3 separate regions of the Mus musculus genome follow, and all the other regions are linked to region 3. The links are chromatin loops, found by intact Hi-C in ENCODE. Cell type or tissue: left cerebral cortex. All regions are shown on one strand.

Region 1 (4,000 bases), 180 kb before region 3:
TTTGGTTTTTTTACTCTGATTCCAGGACACAGAGAGCAAAGGAGAATCAGAGGACTGTGTGTGAATGGATAAATGAGAGAGTGAGTGAATCGCTAGCAACCTTAAGGGGGCTGTGGGCTACAAGAGGCATTGGCTTCACAGCTGCCCTGAGAATACCCATCCCAAACTTCTAGAGAAAGCCATCTAGAAGAATAACTGTCACCACCCCTGTTGCCCCCAAGTAATGACTCCCAGAGTTTTGTTTTGGTTTGGTTTGTTTTTTTTTCTGGCTTTGTGTTTACAGTAGAACCTATCAATAAGCCACTGGGTGTCAGAGAAAATATGGGTTACCAAAATCCAAGGCCCAAACTCTGTAACCTCTCCTAAGAGTCGGCGCTGTTTGGTTCATTGCAACTTTTCTAAATCTAAAATTCATTATGAAAACTACACCGTGATGTTCATGGTCATTGTCAAGCATAAAGAGCCAAAACTCGTGGAGCACATTCCCAGCTCTGCCACGTGAGCTCATAACCTGCAACCAGGTTATGCATGCCTCCCCTCCCCTCCCCTCCTCTCCCCTCCTCTCCCCTCCCCTCCTCTTCTCTCCTCTCCCCCCTTTCCCCTCCCCTCCCCTCCTCTTCCCTCCTCTTGATTCAGGAGTGTCAGATTATACAGGACCACTACACTACAGAAATCTACCCAGTGGAGTCATGTGACACACTCATGGCCCCTGGATTCCGTAAACCCATGGGTTGATACCATTCCCACAGACAAAGCCACAAGCTGTAAATCAGTCCTATCACTCAGGCAGGAACTCACAGCTCATTCCCACCAACAGCCTCCTCACAGGTGGCTACTGAGCAGAAGCGTCTGTTTCCAAATGTGGCAACAAACAGGACACACTCCTACCCACACTGAAACCAGAGCCTTTACCCACCAGCAGCCTGGGACCCCTCTCTCAGCTTGAGGATTGAAACTTTAGTGCCTAGCAGAAGCTGGACTTCAGTATAGAGTAAAAAGTATAGACAGACCTGCAAGTCTCCAAATGCAGCTCTGCAGCCCACAATCTGGCCACCCTATGAATGCCCTGGCTGAATTTATTCTGGAATATATGCAATTCAAATCGAATGGAGGATGAAAGAAATCAATAGAATTAGTTTCTGTCCTTATCGTGAGTACAAAAAAGTAAATTATGGCTTGGAGGATCAACGAGACTAGAAGGAATCCTAGGGAATATGTATATTGTTTCTGGGTGAATAACCACTTTCTGAGAACACCAAAACATGGTTTAATAAAGTAAGACAGACATATTTAACCACAGAGGAAAGTTATTCAGTTTACATATTGATCACAGACCCCTCCAATCCCCTCTCACACAGAACTTCCTGCCTCCGATCATCCCTCCCCATTTCGTCTAAGAAGGGAGAGGACCCCTATGTATCAACCCACCACCCCACATCAAGTCATTGCATAGCTGTTTCCTATACCACTGAGACCAGACATGGCAGCCCAAGTATGGGAATGGGATCCACAGGAAAGCAACGGAGTCAGACACAGTGACCTGCATGAAGAACAAGTTGTACACCTGCTACATATTGGGAGGGGGTGTCTAGGTCCAGCCCTTGTATGCTCTTTAGTTGGTGGTTCAGTCTCTGAAAGCCCGCAAGAGTCCAGGTTAGTTGACTCTGTTGGTCTCCTTATGGAGTTCCTATCCACTCCCAGTCCCTGAATCCTTCCCCCAACTCTCCCACAAGACTCCCCACAGCTCAGTCTAATGTTTGACTGAAAGTCTTTGAATCTGTTCAAGTCAGCTGCTAGGTGAAGCCTCTCAGAGGACAGTATGCTAGGCTCCTGTCTGCAAATGCATTAACAATGTCAGGGATTGGTTCTAGCCCATGGGATGGATCTCAAACTGAGTCAGTCATTGGCTGGCCATTCCCTCAATCTCTGCTCCATCTTTGTCCTTCCACATCTTGTAGGCAACACAAATTTGGGGTGGAAGTTTTTGTGGGTGGGGTGCTGTCTTTATCCCTCTGCTGGGAGTCCTGCCAGTTTACAGATTACAGTTTACAGTTCACTTCAAGCTCCATATGTCCCACTGCTAGGAATCTCAGCTAGATTCATTCCCAGAGATTCCCCAAAGCCTCCCCCACTCCAGATCTCCAGCACATCCTAGAGATGCTCCCTCCCCCTACAAGCAACTTTTTTTTCATTCTCTCTTCCAAACTCTCCCTACACAGATCTGCCCCTGACTGTTTCCTGGCCCATCCTCTCTCCCATACAGTTCCCTCCCTCCATTCACCTCAGATGTCTATTTTATTTCCCCTTCTGCATAAGATTCTAGCATCCTCCCTTGGGTCCTTCTTGTTATTTGGAATCTTTGGGTCTATGGAATACAGCATGGTTATCCTGTACTTTATGGCTAATATCCACTTATACGTGAGTATATACCATCCATGTCCTTTGGGAGCTGGGTTACCTAACTCAGGATGACATTTTCTAGTCCCATCCATTTGCCTGCAAAATTCATGATATCCTTGCTTTCAAAAGCTGACTAGTATTCCATTGTGTAGCAATTAAATGTGAACCACATTTTATTTATCCATTTTTTTTCAGTTGAGGGGCATCTGGGTTGTTTCCAGTTTCTGGCTATTGTGAATAAAGCTGCTATGAACATAGTTGAGCAAGTGTCCTTGTGGTATGGTGAAGCATCATTTGGGTATATGCCCAAAAGTGGTATAGCTGGGTCTTGAGGTAGAACTATTCCAAAATTTCTGAGAAACTTCCAAGTTGTTTTCCAACATGGTTTACAAGTTTGCATCCCCACCAACAGTGGATTATTTCCCTTGCTCCAGATTCTCAGCAGCAGCATTAGCTGTCGCCTGAGTTTTTGATTTTAGCTATTCTGATGGATATAAGGTGGAATCTCAGAGTCTTTTGATTTGCATTTCCCTGATGACTAAGGACTGTGAACATTCCTTTAAGTGTTTCTTGGCTATTAGAGATTCCTCTGTTGAGAATTCTCTGTTTAGCTCTGTACCTCACTTTTTAATTGGGTTCTTTGGTTTGTTGGTGTCTGGCTTCTTGAGTACTTTATATATTTTGGATATAAGCCCTCCTGTCAGGTGTAGGATTGGTGAAGATCTTTTCCTTTTCCATAGGCTGCCATTTTACCCAATTGACAGTGTCCTTAGTCTTACAGAAGTTTGTCAGTTTCACAAGGTCCCATTTATTAATTGCTGACCTTAGTGGTTGAGCTATTCATGTTGAACTCAGGAAGTTGTCTCCTGCACCAAACAATGTGCTCCAGGCTATTCTCAACTTTCTCTTGTTAGGTTTAATGTATCTGGTTTTACCTTGAGGTTTTTTATCCACTTGAAGTTGAGTGTTGTGCTGGTTGATAAATATAGATCTATTTGCATTCTTCTACATGCAGACATCCAATTAAAGCAGCACCATTTGCTGAACATGTGTCCCTGTCTCCATTGTATGGTTTTGGCTTCTTGGTCAAAAATCAAGTGTCCATAGGTGTGTGGGTTTATTTCCAGGTCTTTGATTCAATTCTATTCATCAACCTGTCTGTTTCTATACTAGTATCATGAATTTTTTATTACTATTGCTCTGTAGTACAGCTTGGAGTCAGAGATGGTGAACCTCCAAAAGATCTATTTTACAGAATTTTTTTTAAGCTTTATTTTTTTTAATATTTTTAATTAGGTATTTTCCTCATTTACATTTCCAATGCTATCCCAAAAGTCCCCCATACCCTCCCCCCCCACTCCCTTACCCACCCACTCCCACTTTTTGGCCCTGGTGTTCCCCTGTACTGGGGCATATAAAGTTTGCAAGTCCAATAGGCCTCTCTTTCCAGTGATGGCCAACTAGGCCATCTTTTGATACATATGCAGCTAGAGTCAAGAGCTCCGGGTACTGGTTAGTTCATAATGTTGTTCCACCTATAGGGTTGCAGATCCCTTTAGCTCCTTGGGCACTTTCTCTAGCTCCTCCATTGGGGGCCCTG
Region 2 (4,000 bases), 100 kb before region 3:
TCCCCGAAGCAAGAGTCTTGCCTTCTTTTCTGTTGCATCCTGACAATAGCAGTTTTCCTCAATGGCAGTTTAAGCCTAGGGTCTATCACCATGGGAAGGGAGAGCAGGAACCTGAGGTAGCTGGTCCCTCCACAGTGACAAACAGAGAGAGGGGTGAGCACATGCCCACTTCCCAGTGACCAATGATGTTAGGAAAGAAATCCAGTGGGGAAGAAGAGGGAATGGAGGAGAGGGAATAGGGATTGGTTTTATACATTACAAGTATTGTGAGATTCCCTAACAAGAAAGAAAGCTACTGCAAAAACGGCTCAGGAGGAAAAGGCACTCTGTGTGGAGCTCTTCAGTGGGTATGAAATGGTGATGGAGAAGCCCAGGTGCACTGAAAATCCAGGAGCTGAATTTGATCACCAGGACGCATATGGTAGAGAGGAAAATGAATTGATTCCCAAATGTTCTCCTCTATGTGTGCACCGTGGCATGTGCATGCACACAATTACACATAAACACATTCAACATAAATACAACACACATATACACGCTGCACACACATACACACACAGAACACACACCACACACACACACCACACACAATCACACACATATTCCACACAGTACACCACAAACATCTATACACACCACACACACACAGACACACACACACACACATTCATACACAGCACAACACAAACATCTATACACAACACACACACAATACACATAGTCACACGCATATTCACTCACACACATATTCACCCACACACAATCATACATAGACACATTCAACATAAACACAACACCACACACACACACACTTGCACACACAAATGTAATGATTTTTTTAAGGACTACATCTTTTTTCCTCTCTGTCTGCATCGCTGAAGGTGTTCATGCTCCCATCCTTGCCAGACAGCACTTTATGAGAAATGAGTCATAGCCATGCCACAGCCTCAGTGTGGTACTGACTTAAAATTTCCTCCAGCAGATAATCTATTCTATTCCTTATGAACATGGCCAGATACTTTCCCAGAATGTAACAGAGGCCATCATACCTTGATGAGATCCTGTCCCCCTTAGAACCCCATGGGCTGGGTCCTTGCTGTCCAAAGCCCCTTTTTAATGTTGCCTGCACTGGGCTTTCTCTTCCTGTAGCAAATCTTTGCACCTTATTTTTTTAAGTTCCTAGAGCAGGTATATCCTGAGAAAGTACTTATTTACATCCAAAGAATAGATACAGAATATATACATTTCACAGGGCTCCTTTTGTCCTGGTTACCAATGCCATTGGGTCCACAAGTTGTGTTTGGACCTTACAATAACAAAAAAAACAAAAAAAAACAAAAATCAAAACATCATTTTCTTTCCTTAACCACCAATTCTATCTCTGTCTATCTCTCTGCTTCTCTCGGTGGGGTGTGTGTGTGTGTGTGTATGTGTGCGCGTGTGTGTGTGTGTGTGTGTGTGTGTGTGTGTGTGTGTGTGTGTGTGTGCGCGTGTGCGTGTGCGTGCGCGCGCGTGTGTGTGTGTGTGTGTGTGTGTGTGTGTGTGTGTGTGTGTGTGTGTGTGTGTGTGTACGTGTACACGAGTGAAGGTCTGAAAATGCATCTCATTCCTGAAGCTGGAAGTCCCGGAGGCTGTGAACCATCTGGCCAGTTACAGAGAACCAAACTTGGAGTCCTCGCAAAAGCAGCATATACTCTTAACTGCTCAGCCATCTTTCTAGCACCCGAATTTTCTTTTGAGGCCTTGTATGCTATACAGGATAAACTCAGCCAGGTCACACCCAGCATAGCCCAGCATAGGCAGAACAGCCACAGCTAGAGATTTAGAGGACTGGACATCCTTCCAGCTGGACACTGTGACCTGGTTTCTGCTAAATTGAAGCTTCAGTCCTCAAGATGAAGGAATGGCGTCTGCTGGGCCACAGAGCAGGCCTGAGCCCTTGCTTTCGGTGTGGGCAAGCGTGTGTCCTGTTTGTTACCACAGCTAGAAACAGATGCTACTGCTGAGAAGCCGTCTGTGAAGAGGCTGTTAAAGAGTTGTGAAGCGTGGCAACCACGGCAACCCACATGACAAGGATGACTTACAGACTGTGGCTTTGGTGCTGGGAAAAACATTAACCAACCGTCCTACAGAGGTTCCAGGGCCACAAGATCATCGCATGTGTGGAGCCGTGGATTGTAGTTGACACCTCTATCACCCAAGGAGAGCCATGTGGAAGGCATGCCTTTGTGTTGCTGTGTATAAATGAATTCAAGCAGCAGGGTTAGGGTTTGAGAACCCTGGCATAGAAGGGTTTGCTAGAGTGGTACCACAAATATCATTGTACAGTTTTTATCTTCCATGTGGAGAAAAGCTGTCAGGATCAAATCAAGCAGCTTCTATCCCCAAAACTGGCCATTGGTCTCCAGCCTTGGTACCCTATGCTACCTGGAGCTGCCCAGGGGTTTGTGGATGGGGTCTGTGATGGAAAACATCAAGCCTAAAATCCAGAAAGGAATATGGACACAGCCTCCCTGTGGCCACATTCCTTCCAGGAAGACTTTCTCAGTAGGCTGAGGTAGACAGACTTTGGGAAGGTGTCATCCAGGATCTCTAGTGATGTTGCAGATACTGAGAAACATTGGCCTCCCAACATGGTCATTTGTCTATTCACTATTTCAGGTGTTTGTTTGTTTTTGTTTGTTCATTTGTTGAAGTGTGCGTGTGCATTTGTGTGTGTGTGTGTGTTGGTGGGAGAGTACAAGCCATAGAACACAGAGAAATCAGAGAACTTGCAAGAGTCAGGTCTCTCTCTTCAACATGTGGGTCCTAGAAGTGGAGTTCAGCATCCTTATCTGCTGAGCCATCATCACACTGGCCCACTCATTCCGTCATCTACTGGCTCATTTATCCGTTCATCTGGCTCTCCTGAGGCGAGAGCCCTTTGCCCTCCAATCCCAGCAGGCAGCATTGGAAGCACACTGACAGTGATGGGCACATAAGGGAGCAGTGCCAGAGACGACACCAGGGTACAGAGACACTGCCCATATCTGACAAACGGTGAAGATCTAAGGACTGGTTGGGGAGCCTTAGAGGATCAGGCAAGGCCTCTGGTATAGCAGAGACCCAGCACTCCAGGTCAACTCTACCTACAGAGGCTTAATTATTTCTCTTCAATGGCTGCACTGACCAATAGATGATGGGAAAGGTCCCTACTGACCTGTGGGGTTCATGCAGAACTGGGGTTAGCAGATGGGGCTTGAGCTTGGCAGCCTCTGTGGGAAGCCTGTGGGGAGATAGACAATACTCTAGAGAGACTGGAGCCCTGCAGAGGAGATGACTGGATGTTTGTGGCTCAGATTGGCTGTCATGGTCACTGCTGGGTCACAGAGAAAGGCAGGGACTTCTCATGGAAAGAGATCTGGCATATCTGGAAGGAGAAGCTGTCAGGAAGATACTTCAAAGCCCTCTGAAAGCTTTGGCTTCTGCAATTCTTCCTGAGAGTCTCAGGTACGCTAAAGTTTGCCAGGGGCACAACCCTCTCCTGGTGGGATTAAGCTTGCTGCAAGGCCTCAGATTTTTTTTTTCCACATTTGAGCTGTTTCTCATGTATGGCAAATAAAATTACCCTTTTTTCCCACAATGTCTTCCCATTCCATTCTTGTAGAGTGGGCGAAAACCTAAGACAGGAGAGTTGGTCACTTCCATATAGTCCCAAATTCATGCCCAAGAGACTTACTTCCTCCATTAGCCCCTCCCCTGCCATCACCACCTCCCAATATGGCCATCATACTCTGAATCCATCCACCAAGGATTTAACCTTTAATCCTTGACTGGACTAAGTGATAGGGTTTCTGTGGAGGTGTCTATGCAGGACATTCCAGAGACTGTTAGATCTTGAGAGTTCTGAACCAACCATTGGGTTAAATCCAGATCTCTTTCCATGAGCTATAAATTTTGTGTGTGTCATTTATCTGTCCTTTATGTCTAACTTCTCTGTTCCCACATTATATGCCTATCA
Region 3 (4,000 bases):
CCTGCTGGGGCTCCAGAGTGGTGTAATACAGGGCTCGTGCGCCCCCTGGTGACCATGTGTGTCACTGCACACGGAAGGCCGGATTCAGATACTTGGCTCTACCCAACCAGGTGTACTTTCAGTAACAAAACAGACCCAGAGTATGTACACACGCAAATGTCCATGTGTGTGTCCCCATGTTTACACATCTGTGTCCCAGGGAGTTCATGTATCACCCATGATAAATGTAGACACTGGTGGAAATAGTATGACAGGGGAACAGGAACTGCGACTGGAGAAGGTGCCCCCAGGAGCAGATCTCTGCTGCCACCATGTGGCCATTGGTGGTATTATCTTTGCAGCCCACAGGAAGCTCCTCTTACGCAGGCGCAGAGGGACTAAGGCACTGGTTCTCAACCTGTGTGTCAGGATCCCCGCTAAGGGGTCCGATGTCTTTTCCACACTAGTTGAAAGTCAGATGATTTGAAACAGTAAACAAATTACAGTTATGAGGTAGCAAAAAAAATAATTTTACGGTTGGGATGACAACATAAAGAGCTGTATTAAAAGGTCACAACGTAAGGAAGATTGAGAACCACTGAGCTAAAGCGACCAGGAGTACATGCCTGGGTTTTGATGATCAAGTTGAGAGTTCAGGCTTGTACTGCAGTTTGGGAGAGAAGGCTTATATTCTCCTCGTGGTTACCCCAAGACTCTGTACATATCTTGTGCACAATGTACCAGCAACAGGAAAAATAAAAAATTACATAAATAAATAAGCCCCAGTCTGGGCTCCTGGGCAGTCTACAGTCCCATATTCCACACAGATCCATGGACACGCCAGGAAACAAAGAGAATTAATAACTGAGGTAGGTGGGGAGAGGGCTAAGTGTCAACAGAATTAGGGGGTACCCAGGGCCACCAGCTCCAGCCGCCCCGCCCCCGACCTGCACTGTCCCTAATACCTGTTGGGTTCCTAGGGCCTAACGATACTTTGCAATCTGGTGTCTGGCACTGAGGAAGCACGGTTAGGCCAGTCGTGAGACTGGTCAGGGCTGTCACACTAGCTGGTTGCCTAAGCACCTGAGATACACCTGTGGCGTCTCCACAATGACCACAGCGTAGTGCTCAGGTGCCCCCTGGTGGACAGATGCACCACTGCATGCTGTGCCAAGCCAAGTTCAAAACCTGGCACCTACAGAAAACTACTACGATAGAAGCTTCTTAAAATATATACATATAGGGGGCTGGAGAGATGGCACAGTGGTTAAGAGCACTGACTGCTCTTCCAAAGATCCTGAGTTCAAATCCCAGCAACCACATGGTGGCTCACAACCATCCGTAATGAGATCTGACTCCCTCTTCTGGAGTGTCAGAAGACAGCTACAGTGTACTTACATATAATAAGTAAATAATTTTTTTAAAATATATATATATACATATGTGAAAGAAATCTAAATGGAGTCGCCAAATAACAGAAGAGACGAAGGCCCAACTAGACATCTCTGACCCTCCAGTGTGTGTGTGTGTGTGTGTGTGTGTGTGTGTGTGTGTGTGTGTGTGTGTGTGTGTGTTTAGACATTTATGTCTCTAATCCTCCTCCCCGCTGAGGCTCCAGCACTGTTCACATCACAAATGAGTCGGGCGTGGAGAGAAAACAACATTGGTAGAAATCCAGAGGTCATGTGATGGTGTTAAAGTCTCACTGTTGACCGGGATTCTCTGACTGACCAAATTGCAGTCACCAGGAGGGGCTCTGAGCTCAGAGCTCCACAGAGTCTACTATGACTACAAAGTTCCTCCCAGCCCTGTTCTAACCAGCATGGGCCTGAGGCCTGCAAGAGCAAGACTCTACTGGCCTCATGTGGCCTCTGGTAGAATTGCACTTACTGCCTACTCGAAACTCTCCTTAGAGCTCTTAGAGCAGGTTGGGGAAGGGCTGTTTTCTCAAGGCAGGTGGGGTCAGTAGCTCTTCCTCTAGTGTGGGAGACAGCGCATGCTCTGACTAGTCATACAGTTACGATGGGGAAGGGCATGTGTCCCATGTGTCTAAGGCTGCACTTGGTAGTGAAGGTAGGGGTGCAGGCTTACCCACCCAGGCTCATGTCCACCTCATGGTAATGCCCAGGCTCTGTGCATGCCATGTGTGTGCACAGTTACTGGCAGCAGGTTCCAAGGCCCAAGCCAGGCTCCTCAGCAGCCTAGACTCCACATCCCATGTGGACACACAGCCACACCCCACACTAAGAGAATTTATGACTGAAGTGAAGAGATGTTCGTGAAATTTGACAGAATTAAGGAATTCTGAGGGCCAGTGTCTCCAGCCAACCCCACCTACACTTCCCTGTGGGCTTTGAGTTTCTAAGGCATGGTGGGATACCCACTGTCTGACACTGAGGGAGTGTGGTCAGTCCCTGCCCTGGAACAGTGGAGTCAGATCACATTGGCAGGTCAACTAAGGACCACAATGCACAGTGCAGAGCTCATGTGCCCCCTGGTGGCTAGATGCACCACTGCAACCTCTGCTAAGCCAAGTTCAAAGAATTGGCCCCACCCAGCCGGGTAGACTCTCAGGCACAAGTGACAAACACGTACTCAGAGAGCATGTATATATGCCGCTGTGTGTGTAAGAGGCCAACACTGGTAGAAATAGAGATTGTGTGATGGTGTTACAGTCTCGCTATTGGCCAGGATTCTCTGGTGCCACACCACCCCCAGTTGGATCTGTGTGACAAGTTCCACAGACTGTGGCGATCGACCTCAAAAGGGGAAGACTTCCTGGAACCAACTATGGAACTCTTTGCCGGAGAAAAATTATTGAGCCATAGTTCTCATGGCAATCTATCTGTTTTGTTTTCTCTTATTCCTTTTCTTATTTACATGTTCCTGGAAGCCTAGGCCAAGATCTTAAGCGAGAATAATGGGTAAGAAACCATCCCTAGAGATGGGGCCACTAACATGACCTTATCCCCAGGGAAACCAACACTTTACTTTTTAAATCATTTATAAAACTATTATGATAAAAAACTTTCCCAACAATAAAATTTCATATGGTTACACGTGTGTCATCGGAGGTGGGTTTTGGTATATAGTAAAGAAAGCCTTAATTAGAAAGAATTAAAATGGTTTAAATTTATGCAATGAAGATTTATTTTAAAAATCAGACATTAGATGTTAAATAATAATTGACCATAAGTGGCTGGAGAGTTAGCTCAGCAGTTAAGAGCACTGACCATAAAGATTTATTAACCTGCTCTTGGAAGTATACCACTAGCCTTGGACGACTGCCCCACTGAATACATTCTTTTAGAATTGTTGTTATATTTTGATGATTTATATTAATAATGATGTTACTTGCTCTGTTTGTGATTCACTGAATACATAGTTTCAGAGTTGTAATGCTTGGATGATTTTTGTGCTTTACTGTGCCAAATGATTTTTGTGGGTATTTGTGATTGTTTCACTGGATACAGTTTCTAAGAGATGTGATGTTTGGAAGAAATGTGATGTTTGGTTTTTTAATGTATAAAATCCCCTGCTTGAGCCCAGAGGTGGTGGAGCACGCCTTTAATCCCAGCACTCAGGAGGCAGAGGCAGGCGGATTTCTGAGTTCGAACCCAGCCTGGTCTACAAAGTGAGTTCCAGGACAGTCAGGACTATACAGAGAAACCCTGTCTCAACAACAACAACAAAATCCTACTTGAGATCTGCAAAATACACTCAGATGCAAACTGCCTCTGTGTTTGTTTCTGTTTGTCACCACCGAATCCTTACCCACCTAGCTTCGAGGACCCTCATTCCAGGGACCCCCATACCCGACTGGGGTGGTCCATGGCACTCTGGTTGACCAGACTGTAGTCAGTCTGAGAGAGGGGCGCCACTGAGGTGTGTCGGGCCTGGGACGCTAGGAGTTGAGTCCGGACCAGATGAGAACTGACCCTAGTTGGGGGTTGTCTTAGTCAGGGTTTCTATTCCTGCACAAACATCACGACCAAGAAGCAAGCTGGGGAGGAAAGAGTTT

What was found. Hi-C counts contacts between places; a loop is a spot of excess contacts. Peaks named below come from ENCODE experiments on the same cell type or tissue, not always from the same donor. Only the 100,000 strongest peaks of a DNase experiment are listed, where the experiment ranks them.
Region 1: it touches region 3 in a loop (2.2-fold over the local background); 4 of 42 quality-filtered maps call a loop at or near these places.
Region 2: it touches region 3 in a loop (2.1-fold over the local background); 2 of 42 quality-filtered maps call a loop at or near these places.

What each region holds. Positions count from the first base shown.
Region 1 is chr12:113,399,819-113,403,818 of GRCm38, reverse strand. It overlaps Igh. Among named protein-coding and RNA genes, the nearest start is that of Adam6b, 88 kb to the left of the region's middle. In left cerebral cortex, no CTCF peak of the experiment used is centred here; a DNase peak (open chromatin) is centred at 2,018.
Region 2 is chr12:113,319,286-113,323,285 of GRCm38, reverse strand. It overlaps Igh. Among named protein-coding and RNA genes, the nearest start is that of Gm25622, 110 kb to the right of the region's middle. In left cerebral cortex, no CTCF peak of the experiment used is centred here; DNase peaks (open chromatin) are centred at 917 and 1,993.
Region 3 is chr12:113,218,533-113,222,532 of GRCm38, reverse strand. No RefSeq gene overlaps it. Among named protein-coding and RNA genes, the nearest start is that of Gm25622, 6.4 kb to the right of the region's middle. In left cerebral cortex, CTCF peaks have their summits at 284 (motif pointing left), 1,123 (motif pointing left), 1,841, 2,482 (motif pointing left) and 1 weaker place; DNase peaks (open chromatin) are centred at 282, 973, 1,842, 2,480 and 1 more place.